Regions from separate parts of the Homo sapiens genome. Here region 1 is linked to region 2. A link is a contact called in ENCODE Hi-C or POLR2A ChIA-PET data. All regions are on one chromosome and are shown on one strand. Each heading gives the region's core, a stretch centred on a gene start or an enhancer-like site at or near the end of the contact. The rest is flanking DNA. Distances are from core to core; before and after follow the strand shown.

The links. A loop is a pair of places that touch in the nucleus more often than their neighbours do. ChIA-PET counts read pairs that join two places held with the same protein, here RNA polymerase II (POLR2A).
Region 1: a loop to region 2 is called in a map of prostate gland, with 3 times the contacts of the local background. The contact joins the enhancer-like site here to the promoter of PARD3-DT in region 2. A Hi-C loop is called at or near these places in 2 of 168 maps with a recorded cell type or tissue (PC-3 and prostate gland). POLR2A ChIA-PET finds 5 or more read pairs at or near these places in 8 of 52 experiments (BJ, GM12878, H1 and 4 more).

The regions. Positions count from the first base shown.
Region 1 is chr10:34,860,059-34,863,049 of GRCh38, forward strand. No RefSeq gene overlaps it. Among named protein-coding and RNA genes, the nearest start is that of PARD3-DT, 46 kb to the left of the region's middle. Within about 2 kb of position 1,598, at least 5 of the 41 ENCODE cell types and tissues checked have a DNase peak (open chromatin) inside an H3K27ac peak, as active enhancers do.
Region 2 is chr10:34,814,303-34,817,247 of GRCh38, forward strand. It overlaps PARD3-DT (PARD3 divergent transcript), which reads left to right and starts at 1,466. Exons shown (of 2, transcript NR_108043.1): 1 at 1,466-1,499; 2 at 1,818-2,120. PARD3 (par-3 family cell polarity regulator) reads right to left here and starts at 994. Exons shown (of 25, transcript NM_001184785.2): 1 at 574-994. The coding sequence starts at 693. RefSeq lists silencers at 233-512, 1,033-1,202, 1,293-1,342.

The DNA.
Region 1 (2,991 bases), core at 348-2,847, 46 kb after region 2:
TCCAAATAGTGTGTGGTCTTCAGACCTAGAATCTCTGCAGCCCAAATTCTGGCTGACTCCTCACAGAAACACATGAGCAGCCATGAGTATGGGCAAAAATTCTGCACTGGCCGGGCGCGGTGGCTCACACCTACAATCCCAGCACTTTGGGAGGCTGAGACGGGTGGATCACCTGAGGTTTGTTTGAGACCAGCCTGGCCAACATGGTGAAACCCCATCTCTACTAAAAACACAAAAAATTAGCCGGGTGTGGTGGCGTGCACCTGTAATCCCAGCTACTCAGGACGCTGAGGCAGGAGAATCGCTTGAACCTGGGAGGCAGAGGTTGCAGTGAGCCGAGATTGCACCACTGCACTCCAGCCTGGGTGACAGAAAAAAAATTGTGCCCAGACCTCAGTGGTCTCCTCCTGTAACTGAGGCAATGCAACCCGCTTTGTGGACAGGGTAGGGTGGGAGAGGTGAAGGCACCAGCACTCCTGGGTTTGTCTGAGGGCCACTCTGGATGACCACCGCAGATGCAGGTCTCTGGATAACCTGTTTCATGGCAGTGGGGCTGTCGGACAGAGTGCCCACTCTCCAAATCTTACCAAATTATCCCCCGCATCTGCATGTTTCTCTTTTTATATTCAGTTCCTTTGAGAAAAATGTCCTTTAAAAAAAAAAAAACTGAGATGGGGTCTTGTTGCAATGCCCAGGCTGATCTCAAACTCCCGGGCTCAAGTGATCCTCTCGCCTTAGCCTCCCAAAGTGCTGGGATTACTATCCTGAGCCACTGCAGCCAGCCAACAGAAAAACTTTCTACCTGCTTCTTCAATTCATACTCAATGGCCTTCACAAAAGAGTAAGAAAAATAAAGAAAAAAGTTAAAGGGTCTCCCTGCCAAGGATGAAGACAGAGCTCCAGGGACTTCTGCAGAGGGAGAGGGGCTGACGATTCTAATGGTCATAGGAGCCAAAATAACAACAGTATCAACAGCTATATCTTCCGGACTATCTTTTTTTTTCTATTTCCCAAAAGTATAACTGCAATACTTTATCTTAAATGATATTTATTTATCATCATCTATATAGTTTTTGGAGGCTGGGCACCATGGTTCACGCCTGTAATCCCAGCACTTTGAGAGGCTGAGGTGGGCGGATCACTTGAGCCCAGGACATTGAGACCAGCCTGGGAAACACAGCGAGACCCTATCTCTACAAAAAAATACAATAATTAGCTGGGCCTGGTGGCGCACACCTGTGGTCCCAGCTACTCAGAAAACTGAGCTGGGAGGATCCCTTGAGCCCAGGAGGTCAAAGCTGCAGTGAGCTGAGATTGTGCCATTGCACTCCAGCCTGGGAGACAGAGCAAGTCGTTGTCTCAAAAAATAATAAATAAATACATAAAAATTAAAAGACAGTTTTTAGGGGTCCCCCAAACCCAATTTTCCCGTTGGATAAAACCCAAATAGGATATAAATGCATGGAAGAGTTCAGAAGCAGACCCTTATATTTTCAAAACAAAAAGTACCACCCTTGACTTGGTTTGGAGAACAAATATGAACCTTGGAGCCCTCTCTGAAGCTGGCTCCCTTCTCACGGGCGTGGCAGGCCTTGCCTTCTGCACTTACATGTCCCAAGAGGCATCAGCCTGCCCGCTGAAATCCGAAGCCACATAATGTCAACACAGTACTCCTGTGTAAATATCTGGTCCAGGGAAAATGCCTTGAACGCTTGTACAACCAATTTTCTGGCAGGCAGTGAGATGAAAAGGAGAATTAATGCATGCATTAAAATAATTTCTTTTGAAAACCCAAACAATTGCTGTGCATCCTTCATCACAACACACACTAAATGGCCTTTTCCTACCGCCCTCTCTCTCTCCAGGCATCTTGCCCACCCCCAGCTCTCCTAATAAAGAGCACACTAAGTCTTTAGCTCTGCTGGCAAGGAGAATTAAATTGCTATTTGCCACCTGGTGTTGTCTTACTTAACGTACTTCCAAATTGCACTTAAACTTCCCTTTGGAACTCAGAGTTTAAATGCTAGAACGAAGGAAACAAAGCAAGAGAGAAAAACAGAAAAGAAAAGTGAAAAAATTTACATAATTTGCAAACACTGTCTTTAACAGTGTTAAAAAAGTAGTCTTTTTTCTTCTCTTTGCCTTCATCTTCTGTTCGTCATCTCATTTGTTTCCTCTTGTTCATCTTTATTTTTATCCTTCAGAATTTAATCAAAGAAGAAACACGTTTCTTCCCATTACAAAACCATACTCGAGTTCAAAATGGGGTACTCTGAGTGTTTTAAATAGATTTTTTTTTTTTTTTTTGAGACCGAGTCTTGCTCTGTCACCCAGGCCGGAGTGCAGTGGTACAATCTCAGCCCACTGCAACCTCTACTTCCTGGGTTCAAGAGATTCTCCTGTCTCAGTCTCCTGAGTAGCTGGGATTACAGGCATACACCACTATGCCCCACTAATTTTTGTATTTTTAGTAGAGAGGGGATTTCATCATGTTGGCCAGGCTTGTCACAAACTTCTGACCACAAGCGATCTGCCTGCCTCGGCCTCCCAAAGTGCTGGGATTACAGGCATGAGCCACCACGCCTGGCCATTTTTAGTAGAATTTTATCCCAGAAGCTCTGTGATCCTGTCCATTGTAACCCTGTTTTTAAGTTTTCAGGGTCCCTTTCTTTTCTCCATTTAATTTCTTCTTCTCCTCCTCCTTTTTCTTCTTTTTTCCCCCCCACCCCCAGAGTCTTGCTCTGTTGCCCAGGCTGCCATTCAGTGGCATGATCATGGCTCACTGTAGCCTCAACCTCCCAGGCTCAAGAGATCCTCCCACTTCAGCCTCCCGAGAAGCTGGGACTACAGGTGCAAGCCGCCATGCCCGGCTAATTTTTTATTTTTTGTTGAGATAGGGTTTTGCCAGGTTACCCAGGCTGGTCTCAAACTTCTGGGCTCAAGCAAACTGTCTGCCTTGGCCTTCCAAGGTGCCGGAATTACAGCTGTGAG
Region 2 (2,945 bases), core at 216-2,715:
CTGCCGGCCCCTACCAGCAGGGGACATGGAGGAAAAGCCCCCCGCCGCTGTTCCGCCCCCGCCCGAGTAAGGGAGAGGAGGCAGAAGGCTCGCAACCCGCCTCTGTCGGAAGGGCAGTCACGAAACTCTCCTCACACCAAAAGTTCCCAGTCCCCGGCCTGTGCCCCCGGGGCCTGGGAGCCGGGAAAGGCCTGGGGCTGGATTTCCCGGCCTGCGCCCCCCGCGCGCTGGCTCGGGGCTTGGCTGGGTCTGCAGACTCCGGGGAGGCGCCCAGGGCCGGCCTATGCGCCGCTGCCCGGCTCGCCCCGCGCTACCGAGGCCGGAGCTCCCGGGCGGAGGGTGAGGGCGGGGGCCGCGGGACCCGGCTGGGTGTCCCAGAGGCTGCGCCCCGGCCCGCGCAGAGAACTTTGGCGCCCGCAGTCCGGGGCGGGGGGCGCCCGCGAGGCCCGACCGGCCGCACTTTCCCTTTCCCCGCCTCCCTGCGCCTCTCCTCCCCCTTCCAGGAAGCGCCATATTGATCCCGGCGCCGTCCCCGCCGCCGCCCCCTCCCCGCCCGCGCCCCCGGCCCCTCACCTTGGCGATGGCCTTCCGGTAGCGGGTCACCGCCTGCTGGATGAGGCTGAAAACTTTCATGTGGCCGTCCCCGCACGGCACGACCACCCGGGTCCGTCCGAAGCACACGGTCACTTTCATGCCGCCGCCGCCGCGGGCGGGCCCGCGCCCCTCGCCGAGCGCAGCCGGAGCAGCCGAGGCCGGGACCGAGGACGCTGGGCGCGGAGGAGCCGCTGGGGACTCGGGCGCGCGGGCGGCTAGGGGCGCGGGCAGGCGGCGGCGACGCCGGGGGGCCGCTCAGCTCGCATGCCCGGCCCGGCCGCCCTCGCCTCGCCTCGCTTCGCCCGGGGCTTGCCTCGCCTCTCCCCGCCGCGGCGCCCGCAGCCTCCGGCCACCTGTTCGGCGTCGCGGCGCGCTCGCCGGCGGCTGCCCGGGGCTGTGTGGCGCTGGCGCTCGCTCGGGGCCGCTGGGGGAGGGGACGGCGGGAGGGGAGGGGAGGGGAGGGGAGGGGAGGGGGAGGAGCAGGGCAGGGCACACAACACCGCGCACATGCGGCAGGGGGAGGCGCGGCCGGCTACCCGCGCGGGGCGGAGCGCAGGACCGCAGCTCGCGCCCCCGCCACCGCCCTCGGGGGCCGACCTCCTTCCCTCCTTCCCTCCCTCCCTCCCTCCCTCCGGGGGCGCGGGACCCCTCGCCCCAGTGCCAGCACGGGCAGGCGGCCGTCTGCCCCCACCAGCCCTGGCCCAGGCGCCCCCCAGCCCCCTTCACCCCGCCCGCCCAGCACCCTGCAGGGCTGCGTCGCCCCTCCTCGGGGACGCCCCTTCCACGCCTCCAGAAGTCTCCACGGAGCCCCCCTTCCCCTTTCTTTGTCACTTTTAATCCCATTCCTCGAACTGGAGGGTTTTGGGTGCAGGCGCTCCCGGGGAAAGCAGTTTGTGCTCAGTGCGGTGAGTCCCCTCCTCACCGCCCCGGAGGCTCCAGCCCGAGCCTCTCCGCCCGCGGGGACTCGAGCCTGCAGCTTGCTCGGCTGGGTTTCTGCCCTGCCCGCTCCCTAGCTCTGCTGCAGGGCCGGCAGCGGCAGTTCTGCCTGAAACGCAAGAATTAATAGTCTGCTCTGGGGAGACAGTGGGGAAGCCGTGAGCGACCGGGCCTTTTCCAGAGGCCACTATTTACCTTGAAGTTTCCTGTTGACCCTCTGCTGACCCACCCGCTTAAATAGATTAGAACTTAAACATCGCAATTCTGATACATTTATTTCTTTGAAGTTCTGCAGCATAAGGAATCCTAACGCGAATCCGTGAACAGTCTATTCCGACGGCGCAGAGAAATCTCACGCGGGGATCCCCACGATGTGCCGGCGCTTAACGCAGACGCCCGAACCCAGGGGAAGGCTGCGACTCCGCGATGAGTGACATGCGGGCTTGAGACGTTCTAAAGGAACGTGGACCGAGTTAGGGAACGTAACTGAAGCTCATTTTGTCTTAGTTATGGACTATGAGTCCTTAATAAATGTATGTCATTATGTTTAAAGAATGACAAATGTCTGCAAAGAGTGGTCCCTGTCCCAAGCCCTTTCCAGACTATGTGAAATTCTTTTTTGCCAGTTGTTTCCAAGACACGTGAAAGCAATCAAGCTCCCCTGGGTTGGCGCAGAACTTGAGCACTTAAGAGCTGGAAGAGCTGGCGATCGACCATCCATCCCACTCCACCTCCAATCTTAAAACAAGGAAACAAGACACGAGGTTCGTCCGCTTGCCACACTCCCTGCGCTTTGCAGCACCGCAGCTGCCCCAGCATAGTGCAGTTTCTCCTAGGAAACATTGCCCTTCCTCTCCTCTCCCAGCCCTGGACCACCACTTTCCACCACCTGTCCCAGCAAATCAGTGCAGTGGTGTTAGCCCCATCTTACTCCAGGACATTGACCCAGGGCCAAAGTCACTTGCCCAAGGCGGCAGAGAAAGCTCAAGGCAGACCCAGAAATAGTCTAGGTTTCCCTCCTTCCACTCAGCCATGGGAAAGGCTCCTCCTACTGCTGTTTGGCTGCAGCACTAGACATTTCTAGCCAGTAATTAAGTTTGTGACAACGATGACAACAACTGTTGATGTGGGTTTTTTGCTTCTTACATAGATACTTGGATCCACAACAACAATTACTGATAATTATAGGTGTTGTTTCTGTTTTCATGCATTGGGAGAGTATACTACTAGTTTAGAATGTATACTACTTTATTTTATTTTGTGTTTTTTACATTTATTTATGTATTTATTTTTATTTATTTATTTATTTATTTATTTTGAGACCAAGTCTCGCTCTGTTGCGCAGGCTGGAGCGCAGTGGCGTGATTTCGGCTCAGTGCAACCTCCGCCTTCTGGATTCAAATGATTCTCCTGCC